Linked DNA regions of Homo sapiens: region 1 is linked to region 2. Evidence: read pairs that join two places in POLR2A ChIA-PET (ENCODE). Cell type or tissue: OCI-LY7. All regions are shown on one strand. Links, peaks and the distances in the headings refer to the core of each region. The heading gives the core; the rest is flanking DNA.

What was found. Peaks named below come from ENCODE experiments on the same cell type or tissue, not always from the same donor. Only the 100,000 strongest peaks of a DNase experiment are listed, where the experiment ranks them.
Region 1: POLR2A ChIA-PET joins it to region 2 with 8 read pairs; 4 of 35 experiments call an interaction of 5 or more read pairs at or near these places.

The regions. Positions count from the first base shown.
Region 1 is chr16:71,646,641-71,662,762 of GRCh38, forward strand. It overlaps PHLPP2 (PH domain and leucine rich repeat protein phosphatase 2), which reads right to left. Exons shown (of 19, transcript NM_015020.3): 14 at 12,013-12,175; 15 at 11,593-11,723; 16 at 9,931-10,041; 17 at 8,600-8,794; 18 at 6,150-6,381; 19 at 1-3,404. The coding sequence ends at 2,250. Among named protein-coding and RNA genes, the nearest start is that of MARVELD3, 29 kb to the left of the region's middle. In OCI-LY7, for the core only: no CTCF peak of the experiment used is centred there; no DNase peak of the experiment used is centred there.
Region 2 is chr16:71,899,540-71,902,039 of GRCh38, forward strand. The region is part of intron 1 of IST1 (IST1 factor associated with ESCRT-III); the gene reads left to right. Among named protein-coding and RNA genes, the nearest start is that of IST1, 5.3 kb to the left of the region's middle. In OCI-LY7, for the core only: no CTCF peak of the experiment used is centred there; a DNase peak (open chromatin) is centred at 992.

The sequences.
Region 1 (16,122 bases), core at 6,840-9,339, 250 kb before region 2:
AGTAAGATGTTTTACATCACTCATCACTATCATCCTGTTATTTCATTTTCATTTTTTCTTCATTAAAAAAAATTTCCCATATAAAAATAAGGTGGCAAAACACTCTTGTTCCCATCTTTCTAACAGCACCTAAACTCTGTGTGAGCCACTATGTTCCCTACTTCAAATCAAAGACCTGAGTTCTAAAATTCTCAATAGCTGACCAGTAGTTTGACAATCTGGGGACTCAAGTTCAGATTCTCGAGGGGTTGAACATTAGACATCCATTAGAGTGTACCAAATCCCCCAAGAGTGTATCCCAATGACACGTGCATATGAGCATGGGGCCTCTGAGAAGATGAAGACACATAATTATTATGGACAGGTCATCTGATTTTGACTATTGCTTTGAACAAAAATCTTCCCAAAAATACACACGAAAATATATTTATATTTAACCCTCTCTTTAACATAGTTTCTGATGAAACAAATTAAAAATGGCCCTACTTTATTTTTAATTGTAAAAGTGTTCCAAAAATTCAAAGCACATTCCCCATTGGGTAAAATCAAGCAATGCCAACATTTTGTGGGAATAAATAGGAATTAATTTTCCTAAGCAAATCTTCCAATGGAAAAAGTGACAGAAGTATGAAGAAACTGCATTTTGCTAGGGTTATGTGGAATGTGCAAAGAGTATAGGTTTTCTGTAAGCTTAAGAATTTCTCAATGAAGTGTCTTTCTTATGTTAGTATTGAGCCCAGTATTCTGAAACCACATAAAGTGAATATGCAGTTTTCAGAAGAGTACACTGTTCAACATTCAAGAGGCGAGCTCTCAACTCACCTCCAACATTCTAGAGAACCATCCCTCTCCTCCAGCATAGGAGAAGGAACAAGTCTAACCTGAGTGCTCCATCCATCTGTTCTCATTGGCCTCAGTCCGTTTCAGAGTCATCTGCCATAACTTAAGGTCACGTGGATGCAAGCAGTGTCAGCCTTGGGCCCCCGCTCCCCGCCCTTAGGAAGCTGTCTGCCAATTCCTCCACATGCTAGGGAAAGACGCCAATCCCTAAATTTCCCTGGGAAATACCTAGCAGGTATCATATTTGTCAAGGGGTAATTCTCTTTTTCTGATCTAGGGAGAAGTAGTCTAGGTCCTCACGCCTTCCCCATTTTCATCCCCAAAAGAAGATCCTATTACCCCAAGTTTCTCAGGAGCTTTCACAGTCTGACATCCAAAAGTTAAATCAACTTCACAGGGCCCTTCCTATACCCTCGAATAAGTCTCCAACACCCAGTTCTCTCTCTGCCTATGGATGAAGGTGCCGGGCTGCCTCTAAGAAGATTGGCTCGAGTGCAGATTCAAAAATAAAAAGTTCACAGTCAATGAAAAGTGCTCTCATTACATTACATACATAAATTATCTGTTTGATTGGTTCTACATTTCCAACAGACATCATTTTGATAGGCTGTATTCTCGTAGAGAAGAATGAAAAGCCATGTGACTAGTCACATCACACCCCATTAGTCTGAGATAAGGTGATTTCTCTGTCACAGAGATCCATCAGCAGCAACTAGTAAAGAGAATCAATCTTCACTTTTTTCCTCCACAGAAATAGTCCCTTTCCTGCCCAGGCAGGCAAATTCTCAAAATGATCCTAGGAGAGAAAGGGTTAATGGCAGGTGGTAGGACTGATACAGAACAGCTGCTTTCTTCCCAGTACCCCTGGGAATTCCAATGCAGGTTAAATGTGAAACTTAACACTGATAGTGGCTACCAGTTTATCCAGAGCCAGCCCCTGATGGCTCTCACACTTTTTGGCTCCGAGTTCAACCCCACACAGCTATGGTTTAGAAATGTAGACGCAGGGCTGGGCATGGTGGCTGAGGCCTGTAATCACAGCACTTTGGGAGGCAGAGGAGGGTGGATCACCTGAGGTCAAGAGTTCAACACCAGCCTGGCCAACATGGTGAAACCCCGTCTCTAAAAAAAAAAAATAAAACTTAGCCGGGCATAATGGCAGGTGCCTGTAATCCCAGCTACTCGGGAGGCTGAGACAGGAGAATGGCTTGAACCCAGGGACAGAGGCTGCAGTGACCCGAGACCCCACCATTGCACTCCAGCCTGAGCGACTGAGCAAGACTCCGTCTCAAAACAAACAAACAAAAAAAAAACGAACAAACAAAAAGAAATGTAGAGGCAGAATGCCTCTAGCAAGTCCCTACCCCAACCCTGCACAGCCTCCTCCCACACTGTGCCCAGTGGGGCAGTCATAGTGCTGTGTCGAACTCCTCCGGGGGCTCGGTCCGATCCTCTTCATGGGGCTCAGGCTCGAGCCGGCTGTCCTGGTGCTGTTTCATTTGTTCCTTCACTTCTTCTTCCAGGTCATGAGGCACAACAAACTGGTCCTCTGGTTCCATCTGAGTGGGGGCAGCAAAATAGCCAGTTTTCCTCTTGGGCACTTCTGTGGCCACTTCAATGAGGTTCAGGCTGTCCTCTAGGGGCACAATAGAGCCATTGGAGAGTTTCTTCCCATAGAGGCAGGAGGTGGAGGGAGACTTCTGTAACTCCATCCTGTCCTTGCTCATTGGCAGGAGCATGCCACTATTCACACTGTTCTGTCTTCGGATCCCAAAACACGACCCTCTAGCATGTTCCTCAGAACACAGGGTAGGAGAACTCTCTATGAGAGGGGGTGAGTTCTCCAGATCCCTCCCCCTGCAGCAGTGGATGTCTACTTCCACCTCTACCTTGCTGCCATTGGTTATGACCCCCTCAACGGGCTGGTCATCATCACTGTCCAGGCCGTTGTCAGACTGGTTACTGGAGAAGGTAGCAGAAGAAGGCTGGCGCTGAAACAGCCCAGAGGTGGGTGTTGGGTGGAGGCTGCAGCGCCGCTCTGGCCTCGGAAGCAAGGCAGTGTCCAGGCCCCCAGCATTATGCTCATCAGAAGCAGTGGACCCCACTTCACTGCTCACCTCTGAGGTGGACATCTCACTGCTGAACTCAGAGGCAATCCCACTGCTAGAGGATGGAGTGGCTGGCTTAGGGGCATCCTTGATAGTGGTGGTTGAAGCAAATCCCACAGGACCTGGGAGGGTGAGCCCATTCATTTCACAAGTGCAGCCTTCCTCACCAATATTCAAATAAACTACCATCGCCCCTACATTGTCCTGACAGCCATAGCTCTGCGCTAATGTGCACAGCTTCTTAGCAGCTGCTAATGGGTCTTGTACGTGACGTACAGCATTGACAGCTTCTGTGTAGGACAAGTGTTCCCACAATGCTTTGTTTCCCAGAATCAGCAACTCATCTTGAATGGTCAGCGGAGTGGAAGATATGTGGGGCTTGGGGAGGATCCAAGGGTAGAGGTATGTACAGCCCAGCATCCGGGTACAGCAGGTTACCCCATTCACTTTGTTGTCCTACAGAAGAGCAGGACACAAATTCTGAGAAACAAGCAACGATGAGAGCCAACTTATCTTTCTAGATCACAGTGCTTAGGGAACTATAATAAAACAATTTATATATGATTTTTCCTATGGATTAGTATAATTTTAAATGGATGCACACAAATAAATGTAGAGAAGTCCTAAAAGACAAAATATTATATGGTTACTATAGAGCCAAGTAAAAATAAGTGACTAAAAGGCACCACCATCCCAAAAGATGTTTGCTTTAACATGAAGAACAGGCCTCAGTATGTCTATAAATAGAGAAACATGACAGAAAAACAGTAAGCAGAACTATCATTAATTCTCTATCACTAGTACTCTCAGAGAGGATGAAACAGAAAGGTCACTAAAAGTGATTTCTCACTTAAAGGGATGTCAGCTGGGACTGAAAAGATACCAATGGCAAAGACAATCTTGGCAGTTAAGGCATCAAATAATCTCTAAGGTTATTCAGCCTAAAAAAGGGGAGTCTGAGATGTGCAGCATAATTTACCTATGCTCTGGGGACTGTATCAAGAATAAATAGCGATCAAATCAAAATCCCTGTAATTCAAAACTTAGAGGAAACAGAGTAACCCTGCTTGCAGGTTGGGAATGCTCACAAGCCAGACACTTTGTTGTACTGATTTCAAGAAACGAAAAAAATACAAAACAAAACTCTAAAGTCATCAATAAATTAATATCACAGTTGCAATCACCCTCTGGGAGAAGACCTGAGCTTATTCGCCAGAATTTGTCATAAACTCTAAACTGTACTTTCTTCATCTGTAAAATGAAAATGGGAGTTTAACAACTACCCACTGAATTAGAAACTCTGGGGCTAGGGCCCAACAATTCATGGGAGTTACTGTTAAGATTAAGGAAAATAATAAAGGTATGGTGTTTGGCAAATAATGGACAAACAATAAATGCTTGTGGCTAAAATAACATTTATAAAAATACTTCCTACTTGTCTACAATCCCCTAAGAAAAATCTAAACATTGGCCAGGGACGGTGGCTCACGCCTGTAATCCTAGCACTTTGGGAGGCCGAGGTGGACGGATCACCTGAGATGGGAGTTGGATACCAGCCTGACCAACATGGAAAAACCCCATCTCTACTAAAAACACAAAATTAGCCAGGTATAGTGGCGCATGCCTATAGTCCCAGCTACTCGGGAGGCTGAGGCAGGAGAATCGCTTGAACCTGGGAGGTGGAGATTGTGGTGAGCCAAGATCACGCCATTGCACTCCAGCCTAGGCAATAAGAACGAAATTCTGCCTCAAAAAAAAAAAAAGAAAAGAAAAATCTAAACATTATCCAAATTCTATAAAAAGACTAGTCAAACAAAAAGTTATCTGAAGCCAGGCGCAGTGGCATGTGCCTATAGTCCCAGCTACTCAGGAGGCTAAAGCAGGAGGATCACTTAATCCAGGAGTTCAAGTCCAAACTGGATAACACAGCAAGACCTTGTCTCTAAAAAAAATAAAAATAAAATAACTAAAAATTTAAAACACTATCTTTTATCTTTCATTTGTTTTGACTGAAAGAGCTTCCCAAAACTAATGCCTCATACTTCCAGAATTCTAATAGTATCAATCACATAAAAATGATGGTTTTTGATTTTGTTTCCTTAGATGAACTCTAATATAGAATTCTGACAAAACAGCCCAGAAATGGACCCACACAAATACAGTCAACTGATCTCTGAAAATCAAAGAGCAAAGACCATACAAAGGATAGTCTTTTCAACAAATGGTCCTGGAACAAGAGGACACCTACATGCAAAACATGAATATAGATACAGAGCTTACACTTTTCACAAATATTAACTCAAAACAGACCATGGACCAAAATGTAAAACACAAAACTAAACTTCTAGAAGATAACACAGAAGAAAATCTAGGTGACCTTGGGTTTGGCGATGAGTTTTAGATACAATACCAAAAGCACGATCCATGAGATAAAAACTGACAGGTGGGCCTTCATTAAAACTAAAAGCTCTGCAAAAAAACACTGTTAAAAGAATGGAAAGACAAGCCCCAGACTGGGAGAAAATATTTGCAAAACAGGTATCTGATAAAGAACTTGTTTCCAAAATATACAAAGACTCTTAAAACTCAACAATACAGAAACAAACAATCCAATTTACAGTTCTCAAAAGATCTGAACGGAATTCATCACGGAATTCCACTTTGTGATAAACAATGTTCACAAGTAATTGCTAAAGTTCTTCTGAAAGCAAAAATGTTAATTTCTAAAAAAGGAGAAAAGCTATAAAACAGTAGAAATACTGATGTTTCATTATCAAAAGAGAACACCAGAGCATACTACACCACATAGAGTATAAACACAAAACATTTTGAAACTTTGCATTTCAGAATGGGGATGTCAAACTAGAGAACTCTTTCTTCTATTTGGAATAACAAACCAGATGAGCTGGAAATTAGCTAAGGCAGATATTTAACATCCATCTTACAACCCAGCTATCAATATACAGGATCACAAATTAGGATTTTGTATTTCTAATTCACTTTGCTTTTTCTTTGTGCTAGTCACTAACTGATCAGATTTTCCTCCAGTACTGTTGCTGAAACCATCTGCATTGAACTTTTATCTGGATTGGATACAATTTACAGGGCATGATAGGAAGAAAATGGGCCTTCATCACCTCTACACAAAGCAGCCTCCACTGATTTGGGGAGCAGAAGTGACTGGCGGGGAGCGGAACACACCTCTGTGATGATGGCTTTTTGGTCCTTCACCCTTTGAGCCTCCTCTGGGTCCTGCTCCAGGCTGAAGACTTTAGAGAGGGGCACTGGCTTCCCACCTCGGCACAGGACTGCTTGGCACGTGCCAACATTGGCTACAGTCAAGCTAAAGCTACTTGCTGGATCGGCAGTGTCAGGGCGGATGTAGCACAGGAGAGCGGAGGAGCCCAACTTCTGGCCAGCCATTCCTAATTTCCTGTTCAGAAAGAAAAGGAAAAGAAGACGTGGTGGCTAGTTTTAGAAGAAAGTGGTGGTCCTGCACGTACATCCCTTCTTTTTTTTTTTTTTTTTTTTTACCATGTGATCGTGAACCAGCCTTACCCTTATCCACCTAAATGCAGACTTGCTGTGGCTGATGGTGGTGGAGACAGTTCTGCCTTCCACTCTCGCTGAGGAAAAGGTTTTACAAAAGGGAGATAATCTCCCTTTTGCATCTTTCTCCATAGCTTTTGTGTCTGATCAAAGACTTCCTAATTCAGGGGCTCTCAAACTTTAACACATCAGAATCCCCTGAGGGCTTGTCAGAACAGGGACTGCTGGGCCCTAGGCCCAGAGTTTCTGAATCAGTGGGTAAGAGGCTGGCCCAATAAACTATACTTTAAGCAATTTCTGGTGAGGCTGAGAGGCTGCTGTTCCTAGAACAACACTTTGAGAACCACTCACTTAGGTTCTAAGTTCCTCGAGGGAAGGACCATGATTCTTGCATTTCCCCCATATGCAGGGCATCCACGCGTCTGTACTTGGAAACAATGTTAACGAGGAACAGACACTAGCAGAAAGACCTAGTTTCAAATCTCAGCTCTGCCATTTTCTGGCTACAGACACTCAGCAAGCCATTTCTCCAGGAAATTTCTCTGATAAAATATATAGCATGGAAAATACTTGCTACAATTCCTGGCTTGAGTTGCTTCATAAATGGAGTTCCCTTTCCTAAACCCTTTATTTTTGCAAAGTCTCTAGCTCAATTATACTACTGAAAAACTGACTTCTTCCTAACACTTTGCTTTGTGTTATGACAGATAAAACTAATTCAAGCCCATCCTGGCTAACACGGTGAAACCCCATCCCTACTAAAAATACAAAAAATTAGCCTGGTGCAGTGGCTCACGCCTGTAATCCCAGCACTTTGGGAGGCCGAGGTGGGCAGATCACGAGGTCAGGAGATCGAGACCATCCTGGCTAACACGGTGAAAACCCATCTCTACTAAAAATACAAAAAATTAGCCGGGTGAGGTGGCGGGCACCTGTAGTCCCAGCTACTCGGGAGGCTGAGGCAGGAGAATGGCGTGAACCCGGGAGACGGAGCTTGCAGTGAGCCGAGATTGCACTACTGCACTCCAGCCTGGGGGACAGAGCAAGAAGACTCCGTCTCAAAAAAGAAAAAAAAAAAAAAAAAAAAAAAACTAGTTCAAGCTCCAAGCTGTTCCATTTCAACCTGGATTATACAAGTTGACAAACAACCTCTCAGTTGTTCCTATCCTTTATCGGTCCACCTGACATGCAAATGCTCCATTACAGTTAGGTTATACAGATGTCCTCAACTTATGATGGTTCAACTTAAGATTTTTTGACTTCACGATGGTGCAAAAGCAATACTGTATGCATTTAGTAGAAACTGTACTTTGTATTTTGATCTTTTCCTGGGCTAGTGACATGTGGTACGATGTTCTCTCATGATGCTGGGCAGAGGTAGCGACCCATAGCTCCCAGCCAGCCACTTGATCACAAGGGTAAACAACCAATACAGTGCCCTGTGTCACCACATGATTTTGCCCAACTATAAGCTAATGGGGTAAGCGTTCTGAGCACACTTAACGTAGGCTAGGTGAAGCCATGATGTTCGTTAGGTTAGGTGTATTAAATGTAGTTTCTACTTACCACATTTTCAACTTATGATGTCAGGCTTACATCCTTATCAGGGTGTAACCCTATTCTAAGTTGAGGAGCATCTGTATATGGTTTTTGCCCTTAAGTGGCTTATACTTTACTTAGAAGATTAGTTTGGTAAAACCCCAGAAAGAGGCATTCTAAACGTTATCAATCTGATAAGTATTTGGTTAACTGTTTTGTAGGTCACTGACTGCTTGGACAATCTTATGAAAGCTGACCACCTTCCTCCTCAAAATGTACAACCACATATATATACACACACAACATTTTGCACATAAATTCTGGGCTTCCCAGATCCTCAGCAGCCTTTGGATTCAACAGAGAAAACAGATGACCCCCACAGGCTTTTGAAAGAGCCGAAGTCCCCGCACTCCATGCTCATATAGAGAATGATCATAGAAGACAACAACGTGAGTTCTCTCCTTGATCCTGTATCCATAATTTAGACCCTGACCTTCTGGTTTAGAAAAATATATTTTCCAAAAGTAGAACTGAGTTAGGGATTTTTCAACCCACCTGCTTACCTGTGAGATACCAAGAAGGTGTTAGCCATGAAAACTGTGTCATTAGTTGACTGCTGTACCTCTTCTAAAAGCACATCTGCCATCGTACACTGCAGCAGGCGCGGGAGCTCCTCATTTCGGTCTCCATCAAACATGCCATACACAGCTCCCACCCCCTCTGCAAAGCTATCCATAGCAAGTGCTGAGACACACAGCCTATAATAGAAACATGAAAACAGAAAACAGAAAAGTTACTGGTAAAATATTATTCTCCAGGGAGCATTCTTTTTTTTTTTTTTTTTGAGAGGGAGTCTTGCACTGTCACCCAGGCTGGAGTGCAGTGGCATGATCTTGCCTCACTGCAAGCTCCACCTCCCAGGTTCACGCCATTCTCCTGCCTCAGCCTCCCGAGAAGCTGGGACTACAGGTGCCTGCCACCACGCTGGGCTAATTTTTTTGTATTTTTAGTAGAGATGTTAGCCAGGATGGTCTTGATCTCCTGACCTCATGATCCGCCCACCTTGGCCTCCCAAAGTCCTGGGATTACAGGTGTGAGCCACCGCGCCTGGCCAGGAGCATTCTTTTAAAAAGTAAGTATTAATTAAAGGTGGCAAAGACTACTAGCAAATCGTAATCTACACGTAAGAAAAGTCCCTAGACATGATAATTAAGCAACATCTGAAAGAGCTAATGTCCTAAGGAAAGGGGAAACAGTCGCATTCATGGGCAGTACATATTAGCTTTGCAATGCTGCCAAAGGCTGGTAAGATAAAGCACTTTCTCTTAGTAGTGACTAAGGATTAGCTTTGTCAAGGCCTATCAGTCAAAGACCACCAGAGCACACCTATGGTTGAAAAAGTTGAGTTTATTACCCCTTATAGCAAATGAGAGTGCACCCCATGGAACCCCGGGGTATACAGGTAAGTCTTGCTGAAAAGAACCCAGTATAGGGTTTGGACTTTGGTTTGGTCACTTTGGGGAGGGTCTAAGGAAGAGGATCATACTAGACTGGGTGTCATCAGAAAGTGAGGCCATTCTATTGCTGGGTATAAAACTTATCTATAGGGAAGGAAAATTAGCAGAAGGATAAAGCTGTAACTGGTAAAGAAAGTAGCATCTACCCATCTTAGCCATGAAAGGGGGTGTTTGGTATTCTGTTGACTACACATTAGTATTGTTTTTGTCTTAAAACGTTATCATGATCCCAAAGGGATCTTATCTGACGCTGATGTTCTATGATTTGTCTGTGTACAACAGAACAACATGGCCTAGCTATTATGAGCATCAGGCCAGTTCTCAGATGCCAGGGGCTGCCTTTTTTCTTTCTCAGTCTCCATGGCCAATATACTCACTTATTTCTCTGCCCTGCCATCTCAGCCAGTCCATGGCTCCAGAAGGTTGACGTAACTGTAGAATCTGTGGTTGGCAAAGGTTTCTGATCAATTTTCAGGGTTGTGATATGGCTGTGGGAGGTGAAGGAAGATTAAACCATATATTCTTCTGTATTTTACAAAAACTATCCCAACAATAGTATTCTTTTTTTTTTTTTGAGATGGAGTCTCCCTCTTGTCACCCAGGCTGGAGTGCAGTGGTGTGACCTCAGCTCACTGCAACTGCTGCCTCCCGGTTCAAGCAATTCTCCTGCCTCAGCCTCCTAAGCAGCTGAGATTACAGGTGTATGCCACCATGCCCGGCTAATTTTTGTATTTCTTTATTTTATTCTATTTTATTTATTTATTTTTTTGAGACGATCTCCCTCTGTTGCCCAGGCTGGAGTGCAGTGGCGCAATCTCGGCTCACTGCAACCTTCGCTTCCTGAGTTCAAACGATTCTCCTGCCTCAACCTCCCAAGTAGCTGGGATTACAGGCACCTGCCGTAACAACCAGCTAATTTCTGTATTTTTAGTAGAGACGGGGTTTCACCATGTTGGCCAGGCTGGTCTCGAACTCCTGACCTCAAGTGATCCGCCCGCCTCGGCCTCCCAAAGTGCTGGGATTACAGGTGTGAGCCACCGCTCCCGGCTAATTTTTGTATTTTTAATAGGGATGGAGTTTTGTCATGTTGACCAGGCTGGTCTCAAACTCCTGACCTCAGGTGATCCACCCACCTTGGCCCCTCAAAGTGCTGGAATTACAGGCGTGAGCCACCACGCCCGGCCAACAATAATATTATCTTTTTTTTTTTCTCTTTTTTGAGAAGGAGTCTCGCTGTGTCGCCCAGGCTGGAGTGCAGTGGCGTGATCTCTGCTCATTACAAGCTCCGCCTCCCGGGTTCACGCCATTCTCCTGCCTCAGCCTCCTGAGTAGCTGGGACTACAGGCGCCCGCCACCTCGCCCGGCTAATTTTTTGTATTTTTAGTAGAGACGGGGTTTCACCATGCTAGCCAGGATGGTCTCGATCTCCTGACCTCGTGATCCACCCACCTTGGCCTCCCAAAGTGCTGGGATTACAGGCGTGAGCCACCGCACACGGCCAATAATATTATCTTTTAATAAAATAATCTATGGACTGACTAAGATTCATTTCCAGAGAGACTGATGAAAGTAGTATGCTGAACTACTGGCAAAGAAGGAGGGGAGAGAAAGGAAAGGGGTAGGAGGATCAAAGGGGTAGGAGTTTCAATAAAAAACTAAGCACAACAAAGATTTCTATGTTTTAGCCAACCATCTATTTATGTTAAGTATTTTGATACAATGAAGTCTTGGTACAATGGATGAACTTGTATTGTCTCTTAGATATTATATAATCTGTGCCACCTAAAACATCTATGCCTGTTGTGAAAATATTCAGTATGTTGGGGGGTAGTAGCCATGGAGTAGTCCTAATATAAACAGGTTGACTACTGGATAGAACATCTATTCATAACTTAATCAAAGAAGAGAACCTAGGGGCTTTATAGCCTAACTTCATTCTGTTCTTTTAATTAATCAAGATCTCCACAGTACTAAGGAAGACCTACACATGGCTGGTGGGCTAAGAGCACATAGAGATTCCATTTCAAATTTTTTCCTACCTAAATATGTCCAGTGTCTTGTGTTCCAGAACCAGATTTGTATTTCCAGTCAGGTCAAGGTCTTGTAATGTAGCAGGCAAAGCCTCTGGAATCAGGATTTCTGTCAAGTCGTTGCAACTTAGGTCTACAAACTAAGAAAAAATTGAGAAATCAAAAGAAAATACATCACAGAGACTTAGTTCTTTACTCCCAAGTGTCCAATCTCTTACTATATCCCCAAAGAGGAACTTAATTTCTTCCCAGGAATCCATTACATAAATTCTGGTCCCAAACTGGAGCACATAAGAAGACAATAATATTTTTCCTTATAAGAATAATCTCATTCACACTCCTTTCTTCTTCTTTATAAAAGGAAAATAATGTCATTCACTCTCCTGCCATTTCCCCCAATAAGGACATCATTCCAGCACACAGAAGTACCTGGATCTGAGGCAACTGCAGTATTTCTGGGAAAATGCTGATGTTGTTGGAGTGTGCAACAAGGGTGTGCAGCCTTTTACAGTTTGCTATGGTTGTGGGAATGGTTTTAAGCTTGTTGCCACTTAGGTTCAGTTCCTCCAATTGCTCCAATTTATTTAGTTTGCTGAAAAAGAAACAACAGAATACTATAATGCACCAAGACTGAGCAGCTGCCAAGGAAGTGCTATTCTACAGCAGCCACAGAGTACAGAAGGCCGACACGGTCCACTGCCAGATGACTGGTGAGAAATGAAACCGATACCAGGAATACCAGGAAAGGCAATGGCTCAAGAAGATAACTACTCCTGCTATAACTAAGCCTGATCTGCCTCAGTGTGTTTCAAGGGCTGTTGGATCTTGTGGGCAGGAACATCTTCCTGTTACCTAATGTACAAAAAGTGGCTAGAAAAGGAGTGGCCTCAAGTTGGGGGATTAGTCTTGATGCTTGCTTTACCACTAACTAGCGGCAAAATACTAAGTAAGTCAATGTCAGCAGTCTTTAATACCCTCAGCTGTAAAAAATGAAAAATGAGGTTGTACTAAATCATCACAAAGATTTTTTTTTTTTTTTTTTTTTGAGATGGAGTTTCACTCTTGTTGCCCAGGCTGGAGTGCAATGGCCTGATTTCAGCTCACCACAATCTCTGCCTCCTGGATTCAAGCAATTCTCCTGCCTCAGCCTCCCGAGTAGCTGGGATTACAGGCATGCGCCACCACGCCCGGCTAATTGTGTATTTTTAGTAGAGACAGGGTTTCTCCATGTTGGCCAGGATGGTCTCAAACTCCCAACCTCAGGTGATCTGCCCACCTCAGCCTCCCAAAGTGCTGGTATTATAGGCATGAGCCACCGCACCCGGCCCATCACTAAGATTCTTTACAGTTTTAAATTTCTATACTTACCCATTCATGACATTAACTCATCTCCACTAAACATTTATCAAGTTCTTATTATACACACAGCACTGTGCTGTGAGGCAAGTGATTCACACTGTTCCATGACTGAGCAAAGCTTTCTACATGGTAAGCAAAATAACTTAAGTGAGACTAACACCTTCAGGTTATTACAAATAGTTCTAATTTATTTTGATTTATTGGTTTAAAAATTACAAAAATAATAAACTGCTGTTAACATGGAGAGAAAGTGAAAAATAAAGAAATACATCACCAATACCAGCAATCTGAAAGAATCACTTTTATCATTTTGCTGAATTTCCTATCAAATGTTTCATATATTTGTTTTACAAAAATTTTATATCTTGCCTTTTTCATATAACATATCATAAATAATTTCTACTCCTAGAAATTTCATATTTTTAAATAACTAAGCTTTGTAAATTACAATTATTTTTTCTGATAAAAATAATATATACTCACTGAAAAAAACTGAAAAATAGAGACAAACAGGAAAAAAAATCTTTTAATGCTACTTCATTAAAATAAATTAAATAATCTCTGATAACATTTTAGTAGATAGTATTCTCGTCTTTCTTAAGGCATGAAACTACACTTTTCAAATTAAAAAATGGTATTATAGGCCAGGTAGGTGTGGTGGCTCACACTTGTAATCCCAGTACTTTCAGAGGCTAAGGCAGGTCAGTCGCTTGAGCCCAGGAGTTTGAGGCTGCAGTGAGTTATTACTGCACCACTGCACACCAGCCTGGGTGACACAAGACCTTGTCTCAAAAAAAAAAAAAAAAAAAAAAAAAAGGTACTATATTATATACACTGTATTTTTTTTTTTTTTTTTTTTTTGAGATGGAGTCTTGCTCTGTTGCCCAGGCTGGAGTGCAGTGGCGCAATCTTGGCTCGCTGCAACCTCTGCCTCCTGGGTTCACACCATTCTCCTGTCTCAGCCTCCCAAGTAGCTGGGACTACAGGCACCCGCCACCATGCCCGGCTAATTTTTTGTATTTTTAGTAGAGATGGATGGTCTCGATCTCCTGACCTCGTGATCTGCCCACCTCGGCCTCCCAAAGTGCTGGGATTACAGGCGTGAGCCACTGCGCCCGGCCTATACATTGTATTTATGATTTTATTTAACAATATATTTTAAAAGTGTTCCCATGTCCAAATCTCGTGCTTTTTTCCCTTATCCTGCCTGGATTTTTCTGACTTGTAAATAGAAATGCAGCCTCCTCAATCAGTTTCTGAGTACCCAGAACTGTGCTAGATTCTGAAAATAGTTCAAAAGAAACAAACAAGATTTCTATTGTGCCTATACAATTACAACACTGCTCAGGAAATGAACTGATAGTGGATTTATTATTTAGTACAGAACACACATTTTTAAAAATATGTTGTTCCTGAATTCCATTCAGTTTTATTATATATATTCAGATTACTCTATTTTTTGTGATGTTAATTCTTGTCTTTGTCTTTTTTTTTTTTTTTTTGAGATAGGGTCCCGCTCTGTTGCCCAGGCTGCAGTGCAATGGCGCAATCTCAGTTCACTGGAACCTCCACCTCCCAGGTTGAAGCGATTCTCATGCCTTGGCCTCCTGAGTAGCTGGGATTACAGGCAGGCACACAACACCACACTCAGCTGATTTTTGTATTTTTAGTAGAGACAGGGTTTCACCATGTTGCCCAGGCTGGTCTTAAACTCCTGATCTCACGTGATCCACCCAACTCAGCTTCCCAAAGTGCTGGGATTACAGGCGTGAGCCACCGTGCCAGGCCTAATTCTTGTCTTTATTACTAACTTCTTATTTTCATTTTCTTTGATATGTTTTAAGTTTTATATCAACCTGCTTTTGACCCCTCCAACAATAAAAGTGTCATCAAATTAGGTTTTACAGCATTATGCCTGGTACCATCCAACAGCTTCCAGTGGTCTATTATTTTCACTTTATATGAACATATTTGAGGTCAATTAGGTTAATCTGATAAAATTTCAAGAGAGCTACCACACCCTGAAATTAAGATTCTGCATTCATTTTAGAAGTCATTAAAAAAAAATGTAAAAGTAAAAAGTCATTGTTTTAATTCTTTCAAGGAGGCTGACCAGGCACAGTGGTTCACACCTATAATCCCAGCATTTTGGCAGGCTAAGGTGAGATGATCACTTGAGGCCAGGAGTTCAAGACCAGCCTGGACAACACAGCGAGATCCCACCTACACAAGTTTGTTTTGTTTTGTTTTGTTTTTTTTGAGATGGAGTCTTGCTCCGTTGCCAGGTTGGAGTTGCAGTGATACGATCTTGGCTCACTGCAACCTCTGCCTCCGGGGTTCAAGCGATTCTCCTGCCTCAGCCTCCCAAGTGGCTGGGATTACAGGCGCCCACCACCACACCTGGCTAATTTTTGTATTTTTAGTAGAGACGGGGTTTCACCATGTTGGCCAGAATGGTCTTGATTTCTTGACCTCGTGATCCGCCCGCCTCGGCCTGCCAAAGTGCTGGGATTACAGGCATGAGCGGCCACGCCCGGCCTCTACAAGTAAAAGGTTAGTCGGGTGCGGGCCGGGCGCAGTGGCTCACACCTGTAATCCCAGTACTTTGGGGGGCCAAGGTGGGCGGATCACGAGGCCAGGAGTTCGAGACTAGTCTGGCCAATATGGTGAAACCCTGTCTCTACAAAAATACAAAAAATTAGCCAGGTGTGGTGGCACATGCTTATAATCCCAGCTACTTGGGAGGCTGAGGCAGGAGAATCACTTGAACCTGGGAGGCAGAGGTTGCAGTGAGCCAAGACCACGCCACAGCACTCCAGCCTGGCCAACAGAGCAAGACTCCATCTCAAATAAATAAATAAATAAATAAGTTGGGTATGGTGGTGCATGCCTGTAGTCCCATCTCCTTGGAAGGTTGAGGCAGGAGAATCACCTGAACTCCAATCAAGTTTCTCCTGTATGTCTTCTGAAGCTCTATCTCATGTTGTAAATGGTAAATGTTCATAAAAATTATAATTTTATAATTTACATACATATAATTTCATCCAAAATTATTAATATCAAATGTCATTGCCTCACATTCTTAGTTTTTGAAAATATTATTTTTAATGACTACCTTCATGGCATAGATTTTTCTGGTGTTAAATTTTCCAGGTTTTAGCTGGTCATGGTGGCATGTGT
Region 2 (2,500 bases), core at 1-2,500:
CCAAAATTTGTTCAAATTACTTCTTTTATAAGAACAACAACAAAAGAAACCTCAGGCTGGGAGTGGTGGCTCATACCTGTAATCCCAGCACTCTGGGAGGCCGAGGCGGGTGGATCACCTGAGGTCAGGAGTTTGAGACCAGCCTAGCCAACATGGTGAAACCCTGTCTCTACTAAAAATAGAAAAAATTAGCTGGGCGAACAGCCGGGCATGGTGGCTAACGCCTGTAATCCCAGCACTTCGGGAGGCCGAGGCGGGTGGATCACAAGGTCAGGAGATCGAGACCATCCTGGCTAACACGGTGAAACCCTGTCTCTACTAAAAATATAAAAAATTAGCTGGGTATGGTGGTGGGTGCCTGTAGTCCCAGCTACTCGGGAGGCTGAGGCAGAGGTAGTAGTGAGCCAAGATTGCGCCACTGCACTCTAGCCTCGGCGACAGAACAAGACTCTGTCTCAAAAAAAAAAAAAAAAAAAATTAGCTGGGCGTGATGGCAGACACCTGTAATCCTAGCTACCTGGGAGGTTGAGGCAGGAGAATCGCTTGGACCTGGGAGGTGGAGGTTGCAGTAGGCTGAAATCGCACCATTGCATTCCAGCCTGGGCAACAAGAGTGAAACTCGGTCTCAAAAAAAAAAAAAAAGATCAGAATAAATAAAATAACACACGTCAAAACCAAAAGCTTTTGTACGTATTGGAGTGTCTGTAGCCAGTCTTGACCTTGCTCTCTCCCCTCCTCACTTCGTACTTTTAGAGCTACAAACACTGAGTTTACTCCCTTAGGAAGTCTTTTTTTTTTTTTTTTTTTTTTTGGCTACTTTTAGCTGCTACTACTTTGAATAGAGCTTTCAGGATCACTACTTCTGGGCAGCTTCACTATTTTGGGCAGCAGTTCTGATTCTTTTCCTCCTCCAGATATCCTAAGAGGAAGGACTCAGTCCATGGTTTTACTTTGCTTATTCAGGATGGGGAGGCTAACTAGCTCGCGAAGTCTCAGCGAGCTGAGTGATAAAAGAGGAACTAGATGGGTTTGCTATGCCAGTGTTAAGAATTGGAGTAAAGTGAAGGATTGGGCTGCTGATCCATGTGTGACACTAATAAAAATAATGGTGTTACACTAATAAAGATAAGTATATATGTATATAAACAGAATACCGAGAACTAGGATTGTGGTCACTAGTTCATAACCATTTTTTAGAGTTTATGTTATAATTGCTTACTTGTCTTATAGTTGTTTTTATGTCAGCTATACCCATTTGATTGTGAGCCCCTTGAAGGCTAGGGAAGCTCTCATTTGAATGTCTGTTGTAGACAGTGGCTTAGCACAGTGCTTAATAGAATAGCACTCAATAAATATTTGGTGAGTGAGTGAATGACAGTAAAGATGTTGAAGCACAGTGATTTTAGAGTAACGTCTGAATCACAAAAAGAATTTTAGATTACTTACTGGACAATGTTAGTATGTGATGTGTATATAATCACATATGTATAAAAATTTGTTTATGTTTGTTAATGTATATATGAATAGTAAATGTTGACTAGAATATTTTATTAACTTTTAGGTTATTATTTCCAAAATTAATGTTCCTAATCATACAGGATAACAAAGTTTATGTTATGTTTAGCTTTGGAAACAGGTTCAAATTCTGAGATAGTAATTAAGTCAGTCTTTTGGTTTTTTTTCTTTTTTTTTGAGACGGAATCTTGCTCTGTCGCCCAGGCTGGAGTGCAGTAGCACGATCTCGGCTCACTGCAAGCTCCACCTCCCGGGTTCACGCCATTCTCCTGCCTCACCCTCCCAAATAGCTGGGACTACAGGCACCCATCACCACACCCAGCTAATTTTTTGTGTTTTTAGTAGAGATGGGGTTTCACTGCGTTAGCCAGAATGGTCTCGATCTCCTGACCTCGTGATCCACCCACCTCGGCCTCCCAAAGTGCTGGGATTACAGGTGTGAGCCACCGCGCCCTGCGTAGTCTTTTGCTTTAAATTCGTTTTTAGTCTGATTTATTTAATGTACTGGTAATCATTTAGGATATATCCTTTAGTTACTACTTTTGTGGTTTACTGTCATTGTCTTTAATGATTAGTTTCTTCGTAAAATGGGGATCTGTTGAATAGGAGTTGAAAAATCCTCAGTACTTAACAAAATAGTTTAGCAAATTGCTTTTCTTTCCTTAATTCTAAAACAAAACTAGATTATGTAAATTTGTAGAATTTTTTTAAAAGCATGTGGTTTTTAATTAAATTTTCTACTAATTAACATAATACATGAGCGACAGCTTTGTACAAAACACTGTGCTAGGCAGTGTGTGGGTGACATACCGTTCTAGGCAGTATGTAAGAAACAGTTGTCTTGCAGTGAGATTGAAACAGATTAATCAGAATTGTTAAACCGAGGGAAAAAGATATAAAGCATGCCTTAAACATCTTATTTTAACATAAAACACACAAAAGAGGCTAGCTAATCTTTAGATGAAGAGCTAAGACTTTTTAAAAT